Linked DNA regions of Mus musculus: region 2 is linked to region 1. The links are chromatin loops, found by intact Hi-C in ENCODE. Cell type or tissue: left cerebral cortex. All regions are shown on one strand. Each heading gives the region's core, and the rest is flanking DNA. Links, peaks and the distances in the headings are about the cores only.

Evidence for each region. Peaks named below come from ENCODE experiments on the same cell type or tissue, not always from the same donor. Only the 100,000 strongest peaks of a DNase experiment are listed, where the experiment ranks them.
Region 2: it touches region 1 in a loop (4-fold over the local background); 10 of 42 quality-filtered maps call a loop at or near these places.

The regions. Positions count from the first base shown.
Region 1 is chr1:165,945,603-165,957,314 of GRCm38, reverse strand. All of the region lies in intron 1 of Pou2f1 (POU domain, class 2, transcription factor 1), which reads left to right. Among named protein-coding and RNA genes, the nearest start is that of Pou2f1, 51 kb to the left of the region's middle. In left cerebral cortex, for the core only: no CTCF peak of the experiment used is centred there; no DNase peak of the experiment used is centred there.
Region 2 is chr1:165,673,696-165,685,407 of GRCm38, reverse strand. All of the region lies in intron 1 of Rcsd1 (RCSD domain containing 1), which reads left to right. Among named protein-coding and RNA genes, the nearest start is that of Rcsd1, 29 kb to the left of the region's middle. In left cerebral cortex, for the core only: CTCF peaks have their summits at 4,233 and 5,958 (motif pointing right); DNase peaks (open chromatin) are centred at 4,189, 7,640 and 8,280.

The sequences.
Region 1 (11,712 bases), core at 1,314-9,313:
TAGTTTGGGAAGTAGTCCTCCATGCTTTATGTTATGAAGGAGATTTAATAAACAGTAAGAAATGCATAAGTGCTTAATTGTATTTATTTTTATAATAATCAGTAAATGCTTTTAATTAACCAACTTCACACATTCTGCCGTGGAAATTTGTGGAGATAGTAAATTCTTAGTTACTTCAAATTCAAGCCAGATTCTTCAGTATTTATTCCTATCTGCCCTCCAACTATCCTGTTTTTCATTTAGGGTGCTAGGGTAAGTTTTCTTCTTTCATTTTTATTTCCTTGATTAATGATTTCACATTTCTACTGGTTTTAAACTGTATACATCTCTAAGCTAATATCTGAATTGTAGTAAATAATGATACTTTCTGTAGTAATTGAAAGTTGCTTGAATGTTTCTAATCCGAAGCGGTCCTAATCTGAAGCAGTCCCTGGAGTGTTTAAAGCAATTCTTTTATTTCATAAATTGGTTGTTTACTTAAAAGTGATGGAAATTATTATTGGTTAAGTGAGAAATGGCTCAATGCTCTGACTTCTGCTCCTTTTCTTCTACATAGACCCTGTTGCATCTCCTGTAAGCAGTGTGTAAACTCTCCATCTTCTGGGGACAGAGTAGGAAATCCTGTTCCTATAGAATACACCTTGTGAAGATTATACATCAATAATAATAGGGTCATCTAATTTTGAAGAGCTTTATAGAAAAGAAAAAATGGAGACTACTGTGCTATTTTAGTTTTGTATAGTTTTCTTTCTTCACCGTGCATTCTTATTATATGCAGTAGTTGACCTTCCATTTTAATATTACTACTAGCTGGTGTTTGTTTTGTTTTACTTTCTATTGGTCTCTTTCACAGTAAGAGCAAGTAGTTGCAAGGTATTTAATCTATTGAATAAATAAATTGTTGGGCTTTGTTGAAAGTTTTTTTGTGTGTTGCAGGGATAAATGAGTAGTTCTTATCTGTCTTATATTCAATTCATGCTCACATTTTTTTCTTTATTCAGAGGTGGTAATTAAGCTATTCTAAATAATCTGGCAGCTATGGTGTTGGTATAAGAAATAGTAGCGTTAAGTTAAAGATGATGTATCTTTATTCTGCCACTAATGTATAACATCTTTATGATAGTAATATGCCAGAATATCATTTTTTCATCTATAAAACAACGAATGACTTCTTTATAGGATTTTGTTAGTATTAAAAAGGTAATATTTAAGCATGTCCAGCATGGTGTCTGGTACACCTAATGTTCAATAAATGGTTGTCATATTAAAAACCAGATAGCAGTGTATTTTAGCTGCCTCCCTAGTTCTCCGATTAAAGGCGTGTGCCATTACCTCCCAGTTTTAGGGTGATCTTAATAAAACTCTTGAGTCACAAAAACTTAGAATAAGAGTTAGGATATCACAATTTAAGGCTCACTCCCCTTACAAAGTTTATCTTATTCTCTAGTGCCCTTGTCAGGTGTTTATATCTCAGCTGCTGTGGAGCTTTTTTCTTTGGACAAGACATTATGATAGGTTTTCAGGGGACTTCTGAGTTGAATAAGGTTCTTCAGTCTAGTGCCTGTGAGAAATGGCAGTGGAGATAGATCGTGAAGGATGACATAGAATATGAATATTTACAGAGTTTCTGATAACAGGAACCAGGTGGGACAAAGGAGAGGAGCTGATTTGTTGCAGGAAGTCATGAATATGGATACTCCCATGAGACTGGATGAAGGAAAGTACAGGAGTAATGAAGTGAAAGTTTCCTACAGTGTGACTTTCTGTATCCATCAAATGAATTGTTAAATATCTAACTGTGATATGATCAAATTTGCATCAGAAAATTATAGGAAAAAAACAGCAATAGAATGAAACTTCTTTTCCCATGAACTTCAGATTGTAGTAAGAATGTAATTTAGTATTTAAATCAACTTAAAAATACTTTAAAAGTGGATTGGGGCTGGGGGTGGTGCCGCATGCCTTTAATCCCAGCGCTTGGGAGGCAGAGGGGCAGGCGAATTTCTGAGTTCAAGGCCAACCTGGTCTACAGAGTGAGTTCCAGGACAGCCAGGGCTACACAGAGAAACCCTGTCTCAAAAAACAAACAAACAAAAAGTGGATTGGAACACAGGCACAGAACAAGTTGCAAAAATGACTAGGCAGATTTGGCAGAGTAATTTCTAAACAGGAAAAAGTGGTCCTTGAAATTTACATTTCAAATGCATTTGAAAAAGAAATTTTGAAGAAACTAATAGTAGGTCTTGGGAAATTAATCAGATTACTACTAGTGTTCTAGAGGTAGATATGAAGAGAAAGTAAGATACAGAGAACAGAATGAGAAGTGCAGTGCAGTTGGTGTTCTAGAGAAGACAGTTCTTAATCATCATTTCTAGTGTACATCCTCTGAGAACACCATCCAGGGATATGGAAAGGCGTTCACTAGAAACAGTGGAAAGCTAAGGACACTGGGAGAAAGCAACCTTTGAGCGTATATAAAGATGAAATGATGGTTTTAGATAGATAAACTGAGTTGCTTACCACCATATCCTTTACTAAAGGAGCTTCTAAGAAACATTTCTTAAGATTGAAGGAAGCTGAACTCAGAAAGACTGAAGTACAAGAAGGATAAACGAAAAAATGGAAATATATGAGTAACTATTAGTAAACTATATTCAATTTATTTTATATTAACAGAGCAGTTACCAACTTTCATCGTCAACCGTTGCAGATAGTACAATAAGAATTTTTCAAGAGAAGCTGTAATCTTAGCTCTCTCTCAAGATTATTTTCATCTTACAAATGTCTCTGATATAATTTGAAATGAATGAATGTCTTTTTAAAAAATGTGTCTACTTGCAGGCTGCTGAGCTAATTTTAAATTTGAATAAGAAAATTTAAAATGAATCTAATGGAACTATGTTAACTGATCTTGCTCCTTAGTTATCAGTCTTTACTGTCAGTGTTTTACCATTTGAATCTGGAATTGACTGGTGAGAATGCTCAGCTTTCATTGTACGCATTAGAAGCCCGTTCCAAGTGCATTGTTCCAAGTGCATATCCTAATCCTGGAGAAGCACAGACATAATAAAATGGAGCTTGATGTTCTTCATATGGCCAAGGGCATTGCAGCAGAATATATATCATGTCCTTTATAGCTTTAGCCTCAGAGAGGGGAAGTTGCTAGAGAGTGTTCTGTTTGCTTGCTTGTTTAACTGCTGAGCCCTTGGTATTCTGTGAGAACAATATATAGAATTTTATTAGTTGCCTTTATTCAAAATCAACAGTGAGTGTTCTACTCATATTCTAATCTTTTTAAACAAACCTTTAATTGTGAACTAAGTCTCATGCTTGATTTAACATTTGTTGACTTTCCCAGAACCATTTTTTCATTCATGTACAAGTATTTGGTTGAGCCTCTCTCAGGTTCTACCACATATGTGAAATTGCTGTTAAGTAAATAAGACATAATATCTTGTGTTCAGAAAATTTTCTTTCTAGTGAAAAGCAGAAATCAAACAAGTATACAAATTTTAAAATTATGAGTTTTCAGAGAAAACAAGGTGAAGTGATAGATTAATTGATTTAAAAGATTAATTGATTGTCCTCACCTGAATGAACATAAATTGCGAAGGCCACGGGGCATATTTGACTGAATGTGGCATCCTTTTCCATATGAGAGGATATAATATTAAAATGATGGGGATTTTCATTTTATAATGATATAAAAACTACAACAGCTCTTCACAATTTAAATGCTTATCTTCCTTAACTCAGGGAAATATGTGAGAGGCCCTATCCTAATTTTTATTTTATATTTGGCTCTATAATGTGGAGAACTCAGCCCCACATTAAAACACTTGGTCACAGATGTTTGATTCATCAGCTGTGTTATGTGCTCTGTCCTTATGTATTTAGACAGTGGTGCCACTGTATGTAAAAGCAGTACTTGTTAACTTTAGCAAGATCTTTACATAAGACAAAAGATAATACCAAAGAATCTTGGTGTTTTAGATATACAAGATAATATAAAGACAGTAGCTATAGCCCCAAGCCATGTTAGAGAATTTAAACATAATAATTTCTTTAGAATAAACTGTATTTTATTGATGAGCTGATTATTTATATAGGTTTTCTACACAGTAAATTCTTTTTTCCACAATGAATTCTTTAAAAATGTATGAAAACATTGTTTGTTGTTGAAACTTTAGTGTACATATATTCTTTTCGCGGAATTTTTACTCCTGGCTTCTTTGAGAGTAAAGCTGTAGAAATCTCTGCCATGGTTTTTGTGGATTGTGAAAACAATTGAGAAGCTGTAATTACAATAGATGGGTTCTCTAACTGTCTTGTGGAGTCTTTTCCTCAGTGTCACCATAGGTAGTAAAATGTGATTGCAATGTAGAAGACTTTTCTCTCTAAAGAAGACCAGTGATCCCTTTAAGAAGGGTCATTGTGAATTTCTTGTTGTAATTGCAGAATGAGTGAGTTTGAATATGAAGGAAGAAGAGCCTAAATAGGAGAGATGCTCTGGGGCTGCCTTTCTCTACAAAAGGTAAATCAGAAAGCATCTGCTGTGGCTGTTTTACCATTTTTATTTTGTTTAAGAACAAACATAGTAGGCAGTTTTCCTTATTTGATGAGCAATGATATCAGTTTGACCGGATTTATGATACTGAAAGATTATTGGTAGGAACTCATTAAAGGGCAACATTTTGGAAATTTATCCAACTGTTCTTTTCGAATTCACACAAAATGACACAAACTGAGGCCAAATAGATAGTCAGCATTATTTCTAAGCAATCTAGCCTTTCACTGAAAAAAAAAATCTTCCTGTATTTATCCATTTCCTTTTAACTGAAAGCCTTTTTGTTAACAAGTCTTTAAGCTTAAACCAAAATTGTCCTTCCTTGTCTAAGTCTTCTCTGTCTTGAATTTTTCTTATAGATCTCTATTAAACCAAGCTTTAATAGAGACCACAACTGCTTTGTTCTTTTGAGTTTCTTTCTTTGTATCAATATCAAGGTTACAAAACTGATTGTATAGGATTTCACTCATTTAGTTATAGGTTTGATTAATAAGGTAAAAAATATTTAGCCAGACACTGGGAGCCAACCAAATATACAAATAAATAAATAAATAAATAAACAAACAAACAAATAGTTCAGCTAAAAATCTTATACTCAAAAAATAGAAATTTGTAACATTTCATGTGTTTAGTTAGGAAAAAATACTCCACCAACAGGTAGATAATGAAAATGTGGTATATATATACATAGTAAAATTCTACTCAGTTGTAAGTAGAATTTATAAAAAGGGCTTGATCTGAAAAGTATATTAGATGAAGTAACCCAGACTCAGACAAAAATTACATATTCTCTCTCATGAAGTTCCAAACTTTAAATGTTTGCATGTATAGAAAGAAAGGAACGAGGAAGAGTTGGCTTAGCCATGAAACTAGATAGGCGGCAGTCTCAGGTAGGGCTTTACTGCTGTGAGCAGACACCATGACCAAGGCAACTCTTAGAAGTACAACATATAATTGGGACAGTCTTATAGGTTCAGAGGTTCAGTCCGCTATTATCAAGGCAGGAGCATGGCAGCATCCAGGCAGGCATGGTACAGGAGGAACCCCATGCCCATGCCCACAATGACACACTTACTCTAACAAGGCCATACTTCCTAATAGTGCCACTCCCTGGACCAAGCATATTCAAACCATTACAGAGGCTACAAGGTGGGAAGAAGTGCTGAGCAAAGGGGATAGGACAAAAGACAGAAGTGACAGGAGGCAAGTGGGAAGGAGGCTACTGGAGGTGGAGGGGGCAGAAGAGGAGATGGGAGAGAAGAGAAATAGCACAGTTTGTTGGAAAACATATAAGGAAACCAGATTCTTTATAGGCTAATAAATCTTTTTCAAAAGCAGAAATATAGGCCTGTGGAAACAGCACATCAAGTGAACACCGTTAATACATAGGCTGAAATGGCTCTATGTGAGGTGATTAGTCTGAAGCGCATTCTGAATCCATTTCTTATTGATTCTTTATTGCTGTCTTTGAAGACCTAGGTAGGGTTCATTCTTTCACAGTTCTTTTCCCATAAGAGTGGAGTAAATGCTGACAGTACATTAAGTTGATTCCTTAGGAAAACATTCTTTGAATAAGGTACACCTGTGGTACAACTATCCCAGCTTTAAAAAAACAACATGGTGGCTGGGCAGTGGTTGCGCACGTCTTTAATCCGAGCACTTGGGAGGCAGAGGCAGGTGGATTTCTGAGTTCGAAGCCAGCCTGGTCTACAGAGTGAGTTCCAGGACAGCCAGAGAAACCCTGTCTTGAAAAACAAACAAACAAACAAAAAACATGGCAAGCAAAGGAAAGGAAACAAGTGTGTATTTTTTTCTTTCTCCTGTTGTCTGATTTGTATGTTAAGTCACCTGTCTGAGGCTTGATATGTGTAGCTCAGGGAACCATTTACCTAGTGTCATATGAGACCTTAGGTTCCATCTCCAGTGGCATCTTCCCTCAAACAAAAAGTATGCATGCATATATGACCTAAGAAAATTTCACCATATTACTTACACAAACAGATCCTGATAATAAGGAAACACTTCATTTGAATGTCTTTGTCTTTCTGATTTGTTTTGGTTTTTTTCTCATAAATTGTGACCAATCTTTAGATTTACTTAAAGTAGTTAATTGTCATGCTGGAGTTGAACCCAAGACTTGTACATAATAGGCAAGTGCTTTACTATTGAGCGTACATCTTTAGTCCCCAAATTTTTAAAGTACATTTTATGGGATAGTACTGAAAGCACTTAGCAATTTCACAAAATGACCTCGTTGGTGTCTTAATTAGGGTTATTCTTGGTGTAATGAAACACCATGACCAAAAGCAAGTTGGGGAAGATAGGGGCTCACCCTTCCACATCATAGTCCATCACTGAAGAAACTCAAACTGATGCAGAAGGGGTGCTGCTTAGTGACTTACTCATCATGGTTTTCCCAGTCATTTTTATAGAACCCAGGAATGAGACCGCCCACAATGGGTCAGGCCCTCCCTTATCAATCATTAATTAAGAAAATGACCTTCAGCAGGGTGTTATGGACGCATTTTCTCAACTGAGGTTCCCTCCTTCAGATAATTCTGTATGTCAAGTTGACATAAAACTAGCCAGCGCAGCTTGTTGAGTCCATCATTTTTAACATCTGATGTGTTTGAGCTAACTAGAGGCTTTTTTCTCCATTAACTATTTTAGTATGTCTATGATAGCTTTCATGCTGCTAGCCTAGTTCTTTGAAATGTTACCCATTAGAAATATGTTTTTAAAAAGTTTTAGTACATCAAGACAGTATCTAATAAATTAGATACTAAAGAAATGCATACTTTTATGTTTTTAAAGAATTCAGCAGTGAAGGATGTTAAAGTTTGTGGCTCAGACTTTATACTCTTCCCCATATAAACATTTTCTGTCTTGGAAAATTTGTTTTTATGAAAGGATAAATGGTTAAATTTTCTGCCCTGGGTGTGAAGACCTAGATGGTTGGAAATGAATATGAATGATAGTGAGTGAGTTAGCCTGGGTTCAAGACTCTCCTCTCCTTGTATAATAAAGACTCTTGGTTACCCCTTGGTAATGTTGCATGTAACAGAAACAGACCTGCCCAACTTGATACTCTGCATCTTCTTTAGACAGAGGATACCAGCCAGCAGACTCCTTTCAGAAGGCTAGTAAGCTCCTTAGATTTTATTCTATTACTCTCACTCGGATTCCAAAGAGTAGAATAAATCCCTGCAGTTTTTCACATATCTCTCTGAAGTTTGACGCTGTAAATCAGTGTTCACACTTTACACTGTTCAGAATCTTATAGAGAATTGATTTCAGAACATATTTCTGGAACCTCCGCCCTTAGAGTTTCTAATTTAGTAGATCTGATGTAGGACCCAAGAATTTATATTCTAAGTTGGTGTTGATGATAGTGCTGACCCAGCTACTATCTCTATGACTACAAACACTTTAATTAGGCCAAAGAACAGCCATAGCACATTAATTTAAGGAAACGAGGCACATTCTTTAATTCAGAACTTTAATAAACTGTTAGTCTCTCTGGGTGCTGTTTACTACATTAAGGGAACCCCACCCTTACTCCCATAAATATTGACTTAATTTTTTTTCTCTTTTCAACTTCTTTATGTATGTGTGTGTGTATATATATATATATATATATATATTAGGTATTTTCCTCATTTACATTTCCAATGCTATCCCAAAAGTCCCCCATACCCCCCCCCCACTCCCCTACCCACCCACTCCCACTTTTTGGCCCTGGCATTCCACTGTACTGGGGCATATAAAGTTTGCAAGTCCAATGGGCCTCTCTTTCCAGTGATGGCCAACTAGGCCATCTTTTGATACATATGCAGCTCTGGGGTACTGGTTAGTTCATATTGTTGTTGCACCTATAGGGTTGCAGATCCCTTCAGCTCCTTGGGTACTTTCTCTAACTCCTCCATTGGGGGCCCTGTGATCCATCCAATAGTTGACTGTGAGCATCCACTTCTGTGTTTGCTAGGCCCCGGCCTAGTCTCACAAGAAAGAGCTCAACTTCTTTAGTCAAAACATTTTTCCTAAATTTGATGATTGCCTTCCTCTAATTTAACAGACACACTAGCCCCTGCTGTTAGGCTGGAGGTCACTTTTGGATTAGTAGAAATTTATTTTACTTGAAACTTCAAGCAAAGATAGATTTTTAAAAACAATTGTGTTTTTTTTTTTTTTTTTTTTTTTTTTTTTTTTTACTAAGATACCACAATTGCTTGCACAATTGAAACTTTTTAAATCCGTCTGAGGTCAGTACAACTTTTGGTGAGCCATTACCAGCTGTGTCTGTTGCTATGGAAACTCAGCAGGGACTAGCAGTGTTATAGTTGTAAGGACCACACCTGGCTTATTTGCATCCAATTTAAGTTGAGAAAATTTCTAAAAGAATAAAAGGTCTCTCCTGTGCCAGTGGATAGCAGAAGGAGCTTGTCAGTTTGTAGCCTTCAGGGTGAGTGGGTTTTTCTCTTCCTGGAGGCTTTTAGTGAATATGTTAAAGCTCATGTTTGTTCTGTGTGTTCACATGTGTCAATGTTTTGCTACCCTTTTTGTGTAAAGTGATCTTTTTTGTTTAGGATTTTATCTTTGGTTTATACTTTTAAATTTTTAAAGTGTTTTCCATTTTCATAGAGAACTGAAAAAAGAAATCACATTTTCAAAAAGAAAAATCTAATTTCTCATTTGTGCTCAACCTGTAATAACATTTTAGTGAGTTCTTGCTGCTATACAGGCTTACAGGTGATCATAAGCTGATATCTCTCTTTCAGCATTAAACAACACACACCAACACCAAATCTCTCATACTCACCATTCTCACCAAATGACCAAAATTCCAATTAAATTTTGGACTTAAAAAAACTAGAAAACTACTTATTTTTATGCGTTTCCAGCCACACTTGGGGAATTCTTACACTTGACTAGAAGGACACTACAGGATAAAACTCTGGAAAACATTCTAGAGAGTATGATAATTAAATCCAGTCTTCATGATTCAAGCTTGAGGCTCTTACCACATGAAAAAATAACAAGTATTCAGACTTAATTGCTCAGTTTAGTGTAGCCTGAGTTCTTTATTTTTAGTTTCATTGGCTTTTATAACTGTTAGTGCCTTGGCCTCCCCAAGTCACCATGTAGCTACCTTGGTAGTGTGAGACATTGTTTACATAATGAGAACATTACCTAGCTATAGAGATTTTATAAGAAGCAATGAAATAACTCATCTTAAAATATTCTGAAATATATACACATATGTAACTGTCAGACATACTCTAGACAGATAGGCAACTCAAGTAGCCATATTGTTCTTCTTATTGCTATAACATAATACCTGATAGAAGCAACTTTAGCAAAAAAAGCTGTGTTTTAGTTCACAGTCTAAGTATATCATGGTGATGATGAACAGTGAAACTAGCTCTAACTATGGCAAGAGTATGTGAGCTCATGTATCACACTGTGTCCAAAGTCAGGAGGCAGAAAGGCGGGCTGCTACCTGCTCAGTTTGCTTTCCTTTTCCTTTAGTACTCAGTCCATGATACCTTCACAGATATGCTCAGAGATACAGGTGTTTCCTAGGTAACTATAAGTCCAGTCAAATTGGTAATTAAAAAATAACTATCATGTAGAAGCATAATTAGTAGGATGTATCTAAGTAATTTTTATTGAACATTCTAAGCTACAAAATAAGGAAGGTAGTTTGAACTAATTACATATTTGGCTTTTAAATTTTTTAGAATAAACATGTGTGTGACTGTAGAGTATGTATAAATGCATGTTTGTGTATGTGTGTGCGTGTCCATGCCTATGGAGGCCGGAGGATGATATTGAGTATCTTCCTCAGTCACTTTCCCCTCATTTTTTGAAACAGTGCCTCACTAATTTGTTAGACTGGCTTACTAGCCATTGAGTTCCAAATTCATCCGTCTTCATCCACCTAGGTCACAAACGGAGCTACCATTTATGTTTGGTTTTTGCTTTTTTTATGCAGGCACTAGCAATCTGAATTCAGCTGCCACACTTGATTTTGTGTGCACCATTAAACTAGATTTATTCAGAATTTCATGAACTAGGAATATATGTAAACATATAGTTAAACTAATTATGAAAGAGCTTGACATTAAAATACATGGCAAGTGAAAGTCAGTGCCTGTACTAATCCCTTGCTGGTTGAGGCTGTTGGTGCTCTCTGCTGATGAAGATTCTTGACACTTGAAGACAGTGTAACAGTCAACCAGCAGTGCAGAGTCACCCACTATGTGTGCCTATTACTGACCTTCCCTATTTTCCCAATACAAAATGTGATCTGTTTTTTTTAAAGACTATTTTTAAATTAGTAAAAACTTGCATTGACTTATTTGTATCATTTCTAAACAGTTTGATGTTTGCAGTTTGGGAGCGGTGAATGCTAAAATGAAAATGAGTTTTTGGTTTTGGTTAGGAGAATGCGCCTATTAAAGAAAATCTTTAGGCAATTTTTATCCAGCTTCATGAAAGTACACCTTAAAATATATACTCCAAGGACTTTCTCTTTAACTTCATGTTCTTCAGTAAGGTCAGATTATAAAATTTGTTTTGTAAAGGAAGGAATGGGCATAAGAGAGATGCCTACCTAAAAGAGCTAAATGTGCCCTGGTGACTAGTCTAGAGTTCCCTATTGTATGTGACTTTATTCCCTTAAAGTGTTAGTTATTTTATACAGTTTACTCAGTTTTGCCTTTTTCTCTTTTTGTATTCTTAGACTGGAAAAGTAAGAAGAGCTTTCCTGCCTTTTTAATTACCAAACTACTCTCAATTTTCATTGAAACAATTCAAAGAAAGAATGCAGTCTTTCTATACCTGGTAAATATTTTCTACTAAGTAAAACTATTCCTTTAGTAGCCACTGATAAACCCAGGTGTTATGGTGATTGCCTTTTATTTTATGGATTGTCTATTAAAATGACTTATCAAATAAATAATTTTTCATTTTAGTTCTGAAGTCTGTTTAAGATTTGGTGATGTTTTGGAATGTTACTTGGGATGCCTGTGACCTAGTGAGCAATAGAAATGGAGTCGTTAGGTTTAGCATTTAGTATATCATTTGTATTTTATTATAATGAGAGAGTAGCAGTAATCCTTGATGGTAGTTTAATAGAAGCA
Region 2 (11,712 bases), core at 1,749-9,748, 270 kb after region 1:
TGAAGATTCAGGCTGTTCGACCTGTACAAAGATGTTCCCAGCATACAGTGGGTAGCATGAAACAGGTAAACCAAGTAAGATCATGACTGAACTCAATTTTGAGAATGATTATCTGGGAAGCAGAAGGAAGGTTGGTGAAAGAGCAGAGAAAGCGGTGATACGATACAAGCATCACCAGTGGCTGGAACTGAGGGAGAGGGGATAGCAGCCTGGGGTCAGTGGACGCTCTGCCAGAAAGGGACGCTAAGGACAAAAGCGCCAGGCTTCTTGCAAATGAGACATCAAGGAGCCAGCACGATCTATTTCTGGATTGCCACCCTCAGTCTGAGCCTGAGCTCAGCCAGGTCCTGTAAAGACAGCACCATGTCCTTTCTGGATGGGGTTGTCATCACCGCCCTTTGTGACCCTAGGGACACAAGGGCCCCTTGTTTCCAAAGCTGGCTGGAGGCTGCGTATCTCCGCAAGGAAATGAGGTTATCTCAGCTTCCCCTAATACACCCTCCGGCATAAGAAGCCCCAAGCTTGGGACTGGGAACCTGTTCCAAGCCCGTCCCTCATAGGCACCATCAATTATCAGGATGTCTTGGGCTGTTCAAATGTGTGGTCCAGGCCCAGCTCTGGCTGGGGAGGGCTGTGCTTCGCTGAGAGGAAATGGCTCAAACCAGATATCGCTTTGTTTGTTTTCCCTGTGAAGACAAGAGACCATTTTCCTCTCATCTTTTATTTATTTTTTTTAAGGGATCAGGCAGATATTTTTAATCTCTCTAGCTTCCTGCTCTACAGGTGTTTCCTATGGAGCTGCTGTGGAAAGGACAGAGTCCATGATATAATCTGCTTTGTTCTCGAGAGCTCCAAAATCCTTGCTTTGACTGGGGTCACTGCCCTGGATCTCCTCCCAGCAAGGTGCAATGACTGTACCACTCCCCCAACCTTGCACCCCATCTGCCCCGCAGCCCCATCCCGCTGCCCCCACCCTCCATCACCCTCTCTCACTCCTTACTCCCTACCCCAACGGTGGTATCCCTACTCCATCTCCACAGCTGGCTGTGGAGTCCTTGGGGACTGGGGGCTGGGTGGAGGGATGTGGCTGCTAGGCAACCAGGTAGAGCTGTTCTTGGCTTCTCACCTGCAAGACAGCTCCCCCATCACCACAGGTGAAAAGCCTTTTCCTCTGACATTGAAAACACACAACACTTCTTCATTTAAAAACAAAAAGTTGCCCAAACCTAAAACGTTTGTGGAAAACACCAGGTCCTCTGTGTACCAGAGAGGCCTGTTACAGGAAATCCTGTTATAAAGCGAAGAGACACTTATTAAAATAATACCTTCCTCAGTTTATTTGTTTATAGCCTACGTGGATTTATGACACCTCATGGCTACCTTTTAGACTGGATAGAAAGAATGTTCCTGGAATATTTTTATTATGTGGCTTCTTTTAAAGCCATTCTAGGAGGTGGGTCTTGTTGGTTTGTTGTTGGCTGAGACAGTTTCTCTGTGTAGCCCGGGCTGTTCTGGAACTTACTCTGTAGATCAGGCTGGCCTTGAACTCAGAACTCAGAGACCCACCTGCCTCTAGCCAAGTGCTGGAACTGAAGGAATACACCAACTCGCACAGCTGAGGTGACTCCTTTTCTTTCCTTTTTGTGGGGATGGCAGAGTCTTACCATGTAGATCAGGCTGGCCTCAAACTCACAGAGATCTGCCTGCCTCTGCCTCCTGAGGGCTCAGATTAAAGGCATGCCCCAGTACACCTAGCCAAATGACTCTTTTTTATGATTTATTTTTACTTTTAACTATGTGCACATATGTGTCTGTGTGTAGGTATGTTCGTATGAGTGCAGATGTCCTCAGAGGCTAGACAGGCCATTGGATTGTGCAAAGCTGGAGTTGCAGGAGGTCAGGAGTTTCTCGGTGTAGACAGTGATTCGTTTTGTTGATTAGGGAACTAAGGTTCCGAAGGGTAAGAGGTCTAATAGTTGTTAAGGGACAGGAGGAGAGTTTGAGCCCAGGCCTTTCATCTTAGCTGGAGTTTTATAGTATAATTCTACTTGGAATTCAAGGAAGAAGAAATAATACCTTTTGTATCAATGAATTTTAAGAAAAGTATACAAGCTTGTAAAGATTAAAAATAAATTAATATATTAAGCCAAAGACTGTCACATGGAATTGGTGAGGGAAATGGTTGTTGCATGATGACAGAATTCTTCCCATGAGTTAGTGCTGGCAAATGGACACCGGGCTTGGCCAAATGCAAGTTTCCCACCTTCATTACATGTTATAATCTTCTATTGAAAGTCAGATCAAATCGTTCATGTGGAGGCATAGGTGAACATCAGCCGCCATATTCGTTTAGATGGGCGTGGCTTACCCACCCATCCTTCTTTTATGTCATTTGCTTGGTCTCTGAACACCCCAAGGCCTCTGACCCTGGGGCATGTCATGGACTCAGCCTGCGAAGGTCACCACCCCAGGCTCAGCATGAAGCTCACGTATTCTGGAGATACATTTTCCATCTATACAGAAGTGGGACTTTGCTCTCAGGGTTAAGCTGTGGAATCAGATTAGCATCTTCTGTCCATAACACCAACATATCGAGCAGACATAGACCTTGAAGAGTAAGATCTTGCATGTTGAGTCAGACTCAACAAGTTTTGAAGCCAGTGCCACTGAGCCAGCAAGTAGCTGAGGAACTGACTCGCGGTAACTGACACTGTGGTATCCTGTAGCTCCTAGGATGCAGCGAGGGCTAAGAGCTGATGTCAGTGACATAGACACAGGAAGTGCTCCGACTATATTGGCTCCCGTCTTCTTTCTCCTTCCCCAGGCCGATGACTCCATGGCCTCTGAGGAGGATGTAGTCTTGTTTATTGCCGGGAATATGAGTTTAAACTGGGTTATTCAAGGCTCTTAGGAAATCAGAGGCGTGGGGACGAAAGGAAATCACCTATGCTCCTAATTCTGGAAATCTGTCTCTTCTGAGGGGATGGTGGGGTTGAGTGGCTGTTTGGGCTTCAGACTGATCGGAGAGGAGGAAGAGGCAGCATTTAAAACGTGTCTGCCGCTACTGCAAGCTGGCTTCAGTTCCAGTTTTCCTAAAACCACCTCCAGGGCACACATACTTACATTTAGTACCGAAATCTCTTCGTGCAGTTATTAGTAACTCCGCCTCCTCTCCTCTTCCCCTCTGGGCACGCATGCCCATTCTGTAGACACCTGGGACTCGGAGTTGACATCCCTGGCAACTCCCTCCCTTGGGTGGTTTCCAGGGTTTGCTCCCCAGCCACACCTTCCTCAGAGGACAGAGCTTGGAAATCTCACTTCATCAATTTCACACACACACACACACACACACACACACACACACTATTTTGTATTTTAATATATCTCAGCGACTACCTTTCTTTCCCTTAAAAATGTGTGATGGACAGCTTTACGATCAGCTCTGAGTTGCTGTCTTGTTCTGTATGCCAGCACACGTGTGCCCAGTCTCATACCTTTTCACGTGACTGGGATTCTCCCGACACCCTAGGTTTTCCCAACGATATTTTTGTTTTCCCCTCAAATCAGCTTCAGTCCCTAGAAACCTCATGTACGTCTTTCTGCAGAATACCTATGTTCACGTAGCTATCCAGTTGCATGTGTTTGCACACACATGTACAGACGCACAGGTTTTGCAGCCTGTTGGCTTCTCTGTGTCTGCTTCTATATGTGTGTTATAACATTTTGTGGAAGTTCAGAGCGTTCTCTTTCAGTCCTTTTCATGGTTTTGTAATCGCCTGTTATGTGGATACACTGCAAACCATTTCCTTTTTTTTTTACGGGCATTCTCTGTGTCGTCATGCCTTTACTGGTGTACACAGTGCTGCCACGGTGGCCTTTGTGCCCATACACACCGGGCCTTCTACAATCTGTGAGGTAGATAGAACATGAGGCCAAGCCGGGAAGATTTGTATAATAGAGTTTAATATATGCTTCCAAATTGCTTTCTCAAAGCACTGAAACAACTCGTATTTCCTCCAGCAGTATATGAGGGCTCCCCCATGGCCTCTGGCTCCTCCAGCTTCTCCTTCCTGCCCGTGTGAAAGGCACAGCAATCTGGTGCTTCCGTAGTTCACATGTCCTTACAATGAGTGAGCCTGGGCATGTCTTTAAGTAGACTGGCTTGTTACTCTTGCATATTTGTGTACACACACACACCATGTCCTTGTCATGCCAGCTTGCTTTCTATGGCAGATGTCGCCCCCTTTCTGTCTTGTTAGGAGTTCTTTTCCTTCCCTTTGTGTATAGCATTTTTACCATGCAAGTTTTCAGAGACTGGAGAGAAGGCTCAGTTTGTAAGCTTGGCTCTGCACACTTAGGGACTTGAGTTCAAGCCCTCAGAGCCCCACACAGAAGCTGGGTATGGTGGTGTGTGCCTAAGCCCAGCCCTGGGGAGGCAGAAGCAGGAGATCCCGGGAGCTTCCTGGATGGCCAGTGTAGCTGAACCAGTGAATTCCATGTTGACTAAAGAAACTTGTCTCAGAAAAGAAGAAGAGTGATGGAGGAGGACCCAAACGCTGCCTGCTGGCCGCCGCATGTGGACATGCCATGAGTCCATACCTGCACACATATGTGTACACAATGCATGCAAAAGTGTACATAAGCCACACACCAAAATCAGCTTTAAAAAGTGTTAATAGCTATAGGAAGCTTCTGCTTCTTTAAATTGTTTTTGTGTTTTGTTGGGGGTTTTTTGTTTTGTTTTTGTTTTTTAATAGTGTCTAGGATCTCCAGCTCCATTTAAAAGGGGAAGCATGTCAGGTTGGCGCGCATGTGTCCTGCACTCTGATGCTACATCCCTCCTTGCAGCTGAGTTATCTGTTTGCCTTTGAAATCTTAGAAACCCCAGAGCCAAGTGTGGGAATTTAGCAAAACTTGCTGAGCCCTGTGGTGCAGCTCCCCTCAGGCCTTGCTGAGTGAGTCCTGTGGTGCAGCTCCCCTCAGGCCCTGCTGAGTCCTGTGGTGCAGCTCTCCTCAGGCCTTGCTGAGTGAGTCCTGTGGTGCAGCTCTCCTCAGGCCTTGCTGAGTGAGTTTTGTGGTGCAGCTCCCCTCAGGCCTTGCTGAGTGAGTCCTGTGGTGCAGTTCCCCTCAGGCCCTGCTGAGCCCTGTGGTGAAGCTCCCCTCAGGCCCTGCTGAGTGAGTTCTGTGGTGCAGCTCCCCTCAGGCCCTGCTGAGTGAGTCCTGTGGTGCAGCTCCCCTCAGGCCCTGCTGAGTCCTGTGGTGCAGCTCCCCTCAGGCCCTGCTGAGTCCTGTGGTGAAGCTCCCCTCAGGCCCTGCTGAGTGAGTTCTGTGGTGCAGCTCCCCTCAGGCCCTGCTGAGTGAGTTCTGTGGTGCAGCTTCCCTTAGGCTTCAAGCCCATTCTCTGACCAGATCCCATAGCAGATACCAGTGTGGAATAATTCTGTGTTTTAGCTGCTGTTCTCCTTTCCCTCCTCTGTAAGTCCTCCATGTGCTCCTTAACAGGAAGTCTCCATTTCCCAGATCTCCTCTATACTTTTCCATTTGCTGTGGTGAACTAGATATGGAATGTCCCTGAACTCTCTATGACCCTGCTCCAAACATGCCCAGTATTACAAAGTCCTTTCCAGTAGTCTCAGTCAGGTCCTCACCCTTCCCTGGACGTCCAGCGCTCTCTCTAGAGGGCAGCACTGTGACGTCTGCTCCCCTGCCTTGGTTTTTGCAGTCTCTCCTTGGGTGGTAGGATCCAGGTCAAGAGTCTCCCCTTAACATCCTGTGCAGCTTGCACCTTTTCGGGATAGCTTCCAAACACCTTTGCATTTATAGAACACTCAGGCTGACAGATAGTCTGCACACACCCCCTCATTCGATTTCTTTTTAAAAATGATTTATTTTTTTTCCTATGTGTATGAGTGTTTTGCTTGTTTATCTGTGCACCCTGTGCATGCAGTACCCCCAGAGTCCAGAAGAGGGCGTCGAATTCGTCGGCGCTAGAGTTATAGAGGTTTGGGAGCCACCCATGTGGGTGCTGGGATCTGAACCCCAGGTTCTCTGCAAGAGCAGTTTGCCCTCGATCTCTGAGCCACCTCTCCAGCAACCCCATCTGATTGTTATAGCAGCCCATGGTGGGAAGAGCTACTGTCTCTCCTTTATAGACAAGATCCTGAACATCCCAGAGGTGAAGTCATCTGTCTACAGTCACGTAAAAGTAAGATTGGCGTCGGGTGTTTGCTCCACAGCCCTGACCATCACCGCCTTGGCCTGTCTCCGTTCTGTCCCCTTCCGGGAGAGTCTGACCGCTCTCCCCACCTTGTTGAGGTAGTCTCTTATTTCTGCTGGGCTGAATGCCCTAAGCTAGCTGACCTGCAAACTCCTGGGCAGTCTCCTTAGGTTTTGCATAACAAGTGTCTGTATTCACTGAGCAACCTCACTGCCCTAGAGGCTGGAACTAACCACACTGTGTCTGTGCTCAGGGCTGACAGCAGGAAAGACTCTCACAGAGATGTGTTTTAAAGGACCACTTAGTTTCAATCACACAAGCTTCCTGGTCCTCAAGAATCTCTTCTCAACGGGCTTTTATGTAACTCTCTTGTTGCAAGTACACACATACACACACAGCCATGCACACACACACACACACCATGCACACACACACATACACACACACACATACACACACGATGCACACACACACATACACACACAGCCATGCACACACACACACACACACACACCATGCACACACACACACACACCATGCACATTGTCCACACCACTTCTGCTCATCTTATTTAAATATCACATCCTGGATCAGGCTTCTTCCTCATGTTTTCCTTATCCTTCCTCTCTGGGGGATTTTTATTGCCCCAATAAGCTGTAAGCCGAAGTTAAAATACTGATGACAGTTGAATGGACATCTTCCACAGTACCCTCCGTTATGAAAGGAGCTATTTCTTGGCATGCCCTGAGTACTTTGAGGTGCAGGGCACAGGCTACAGCAAGCTTGAATGCACGAGTCTAAGACAAGGTAGGACAGAGAAGGAACAGCTGCTTCTGGACAAATGTGCAGGTGGGTGACAGCCGCCTGGCACAGTTTGTGTAAGTGCCCAGGCTGTTCTTGGCGGGTAGGGAAACACCCTGCGTCAGTTTGCCAGGTGAGGTCTCTGTATACCTAGGCTCACAGCACTCTTCAGGGCTGGGCAGTGTTTTGCCAGAGTTGTTAGGCAGGCTTGTGAACTCAAACATTTATTTAAAATAATTAAGTTTTATCCTTCTGTTAGCCTCTGTCTCTATACTGGACAATTCCACATGTGTTACTTCTAAGACCAATCCAGGCCCAAGTCAACTCGGTGCACAGGAGACATTTTCTTCATGCTTGCAAACAGCCAGTCGGCTGTGACTTCAAACACTTGAAAAGCCTTGCCATAGGGGGCTTCTTCTCTGGAATTTCCAAGGGACTGTGGCTGAGTTATACCAGGCAATTTAATCAAATAGCCATGGTTTGTAAAGCCATCCAGCAGATACATATTGACTGACGGGGAAAAGTCTTCAGCTTCCTACCTTCTGTTCACTAGCCTCTGATGACACCATAAGCCTGGGGCCCCTGGCTTCCAGACAAGCCCTCAGCTGTGCGCTGAGTCTGCCAGATCTGTCATTTTCAGATGAGCCCTTTCCCTGTCTGTTCCCTACAGGGACTGTGAAAGTCCTCATCTATGGGACACAGAGTTCTGTGCACGTTCCCCAGAGTGACACCGGAGAACATTGCTGTCCCTGACACTTAGGGAGTATCACCTGTTAATAGCTCTCTGCCTCAGTTTCTCTAACCATTAGTAGCCAATATTCCTCCTTCTATTGATAGACTCTATTGTGTTGCATAAGTTCTACAAAGCTGTGTCCGTAGATGGGTTGGTATTTGGAAGGTGCTCAGGGCACTGTAGCAACTGGAATTACCAGTAGGTTCTTCTGCTTGTGAACTAGGTCCACAACTCAGACCGAAGATATTTTAAGGGACTTTCTCCTCCCCACATCACTCTTTGTGAGACTCTCAACATTAGGGACTCTGGGACTCAGTTCCACTCACTTCTGAGGGCACCCCAAGCATGGGACATCCTGAGAAGTCCTGATAAAACCCCTATTCCTGGCTGTGCTGGCTCCAGCCCACAGGGAGCCAGGAGGAGGCTGCTGTAACAGGAGAGGCAGCAGCTGGCTGGCAGGCAAAAAGCCTGGTCCTTGGGAAATCTGTTCTAATCTTAGAAGGTAGTCTCCACCTTCTGCTGCGGCGGGCAGGACAAATGTCATAGACCTCAGATATACATATGCTGTCACCGCTGTGGTCCCCAGAGAAGGGTTTTTGTGGATGCCTCTAGGTAGCTGCCCAGAGAACTCCAGGCTCACAGTGGGAGGGACTCTCCAGAAGGTCAAGTATATTTGTGCAATGTGTGTGTGAGCACAGCACAGGGCTGGGAGGTTTTGAACAAATTCTAGAAAGAGACAGACAGAATATATACTTACTTGTTGATGGAGGTGAATGAATTGTCTAGGAATCAGGTGCACTTGACCTTTGGACATTGGAACATGAGGTTACCATCTACAAGTTCACAGTCAAGAATTGTGCAAGAGAGTTTAAAAAAAACCAAACTTGTGTTTTAATTTTGTGTCAGACTGCACAGATAACTATCCTTAGCTGAATGTGGTTTGAGATCCTTCGTTCCCACTTGTCTGCAGGCTCTGCTGTCAGCTTGTAGTACGAGCCAGGCTTCAGCTCCGGGTTCCTGACCCCTCCAATCCCACGCTGGGGCTGCTGGGGCTGCTGGGGCTGCTGGGACTGCTGGGCTGCAGGGGCTCTGCGCTCCATCTCGGCCTTTCTGAGTTTGTTTCCTTGGTCCTGCCTCTCCCCAGGCCTGTCCTCTTTGTCAATGACATACATCCTTGTCTACCCAGAAGCCTCTTGTCTCTACCCTGCATCCCCCTACATACCCTCCTACATACTATCCAGGCACCAGTTGGGACGTCCCTAGTCAAACCAGGAGCATCTGCTCTGCATCCCTGATTTCCTGCTGTCAACATTGTCCCTGACCTCTTTACACTGGTGATGATAGCCCCTGCGTTCCCAGGCTAGCCCATCCCACGGTGCTCATGGTATGTCACTCACAGGCTAGGCATTCATTTCTCCTGCTTCTTTCAGTTGGTCCATCTATTCTCTCCCCAGCCCCTTTTACTCCTCTCTCTGAGACAAAGTCTCACGTAGGCCAGGCTAGCTTTAAACTTGTGATGTAGCTGAGGAAGACCCTAAACTTCTCATCTGCCTCCATCTCCCGAGAACTAACTTCACAGGTGTGCATCCACACCCAGTTTCCTTGTTGTTGTTGTTGTTGTTGTTGTTGTTGTTTGGAGGAGAGGGATGTTCAAGACAGGGTTTCTCTGTGTAACAGTCCTGAAACTCACTTTGTAGACCAGGCTGGCCTTGAACTCACAGAGATCCGCCTGCCTCTGCCTCTGCCTCCTAAATGCTGGAATTAAAGGTGTGTACCACCGTCCCAGCTGGGTGGAATCTTTCTAGGCTCCAGCCACTGGCTCTGTCTTTCAGTCGGCTATCTTCTCTGCTTTAAAGATCTTGTGGTTACATGGAGCCCACTCAGACCACACAGAACACGCCCCCCCCCCCCCGTTTTAAGATCGGCTGATAGGCAACTTTATTCCTGACAGCTGCCTCATCTGTCATTTACCCTGTGCCCTAATGTATTGACAGGGTCCAGGGACTGGGATGTTTGGTGGGGCCAGAGGAACACCATTCTACCTCTGATGACGACTGGCCTGTTTGTTGTACTTTCACCTTGCTTCCAGAGGTGCGGGGTGCGTCTCCCACCCAGATGTGCACTTCTCATCCAACATGCTCACTCACTCTCCGCATCCTCGAAGCCTCGTGACCATTTAGGGCACAAGGCAAGGCAGGAGTAATTCTGATGTTGCAGACCCAGAAGCTGAGGCTCCAGGAGCTCATGTGATGTGGTTGGAGTTACCTAGAAAGAGGAAGCCCAAGACTATGCTTCCTCCCAGTTTGCTTGCCAGCAGGCCTCTAAGAGCGTCTGCATTAGGAGAAAGGAACGTGCATCAAATAGCAGAAATGGTCAAAACCAGGGCGATGAATGAAGAGGATGTTGACAGTGACATCATGTGTCTTTTAAGTGGGACCGCCTTCAAAGGGTCACAACATGTTGTTTCCAGTTGCCAATATCCCCAAGATGTAGTGGAATGTCCAGTATTGTGGCTGGAGAGATGGCTCATAGATTAAGAGCCCAGACAGCTATGAGGCCTGGTGGGACACACCTTTAATCCTAGCACTTTGTGGCAGAAGCAAGTAGATCTCTGAGTTCAAGGCCAGCCTGGTCAATAGAGCCAGCCAGGACTAAACAGGGAAACCCCATCTTGGAAAACAAACAAACAAACAGAATGCATACAGTTCTTGCAGAGGACCCAAGCTGGGTGACTCAAAACTGCCTATAACTCCAGTTATGTGGGAGCATACTCTCTTTTGGCCCCTGCAGGTATATGCACTCCCACACACACATATCTTTGTACAGACACACATGTACACACATAATTTAAACAATAAAACAGACATCCGCAAAACACAAAGAAAGAAATACCCGCTGTTACAGTGTCAGTCTTGAGATTAAACAGCAGCTCCTTCAACATGTCAGCCCACAGCAGCCTAAGCAGGGAACTGTGCTCTGTAGCCCATGTTCCACACGACAGCTTCAGTTAGCACGTCCCATAGGATGAGAGGGCATCAGAAGAATGAGCCTGTCACCCAGGAAACTCACCATAAGCATTGGCTGTGACTCTGTGACACGCTCATCACCTCCTTCCTGACATTGTTCCTGTGACTTTTCCTCCAAGCTTCTGGTGTGGGCTGGTGAGCCCACCCAGCACGGTGGCCCGGCCTCTCATCACAACCAGGCCTTCAGGTAGACCTCTTTGAGCTTCAGCGCTATAAATCTTGCCCTTTAATCCATTGTCTAATATACCCATATATGGGTTATATACCTTAACCCAAAAACACTTCCCATTGTTAGGCGCATGGTCCCTGCCCAGCTTCTCAATGCTGAGTGCTGAGTACAGAGCCTTCTGCTGCTTCTTGGAGCAAACTCCCTCTGTCCTTGAAGACCTTTAGGGTTTGGTACCTAATTTATAATCATCTCATCAGCATCTTTCCCCAGAAGCTGACTGAAAGAGACTCCTTAGGTACATCTGCAGCCACAAGGCATGCTGGGAACAAGATGAGCCTATCCATGGGGGATGCAGAACGCAGGGGAGAAAAGTCAGCACAAAGTCAGTTTTCCTCCCCATTAACTCCTCTAGCTCAGTTCAATAGTCTCTTTAGGCTGGGTGTTAAGGACTTGCCATTTTTTAAAGTAATAATTTGACTGAGGTATGATAGACACACTATACAATTCACATATTTAAAGTGGACCATCAGTGCTGGCAAGATGACTCGGTGGGCAAAGAAAGGCTTCCAAGTTGGACAACCTGAGTTTAATCCCTGGGACCCACTTACTGGGAGGGAAGAAGTGACTCTGATCTCCGGCATGTACAGTTGGCACTTGTGTGTGAGTTCATGCACACACACACACACACACACAATTAGTAAATAAATGATTTTTTTATTAATGAACAATTAGAACTGGCATGTTGGCTCAAGCCTCGTGCACTTGG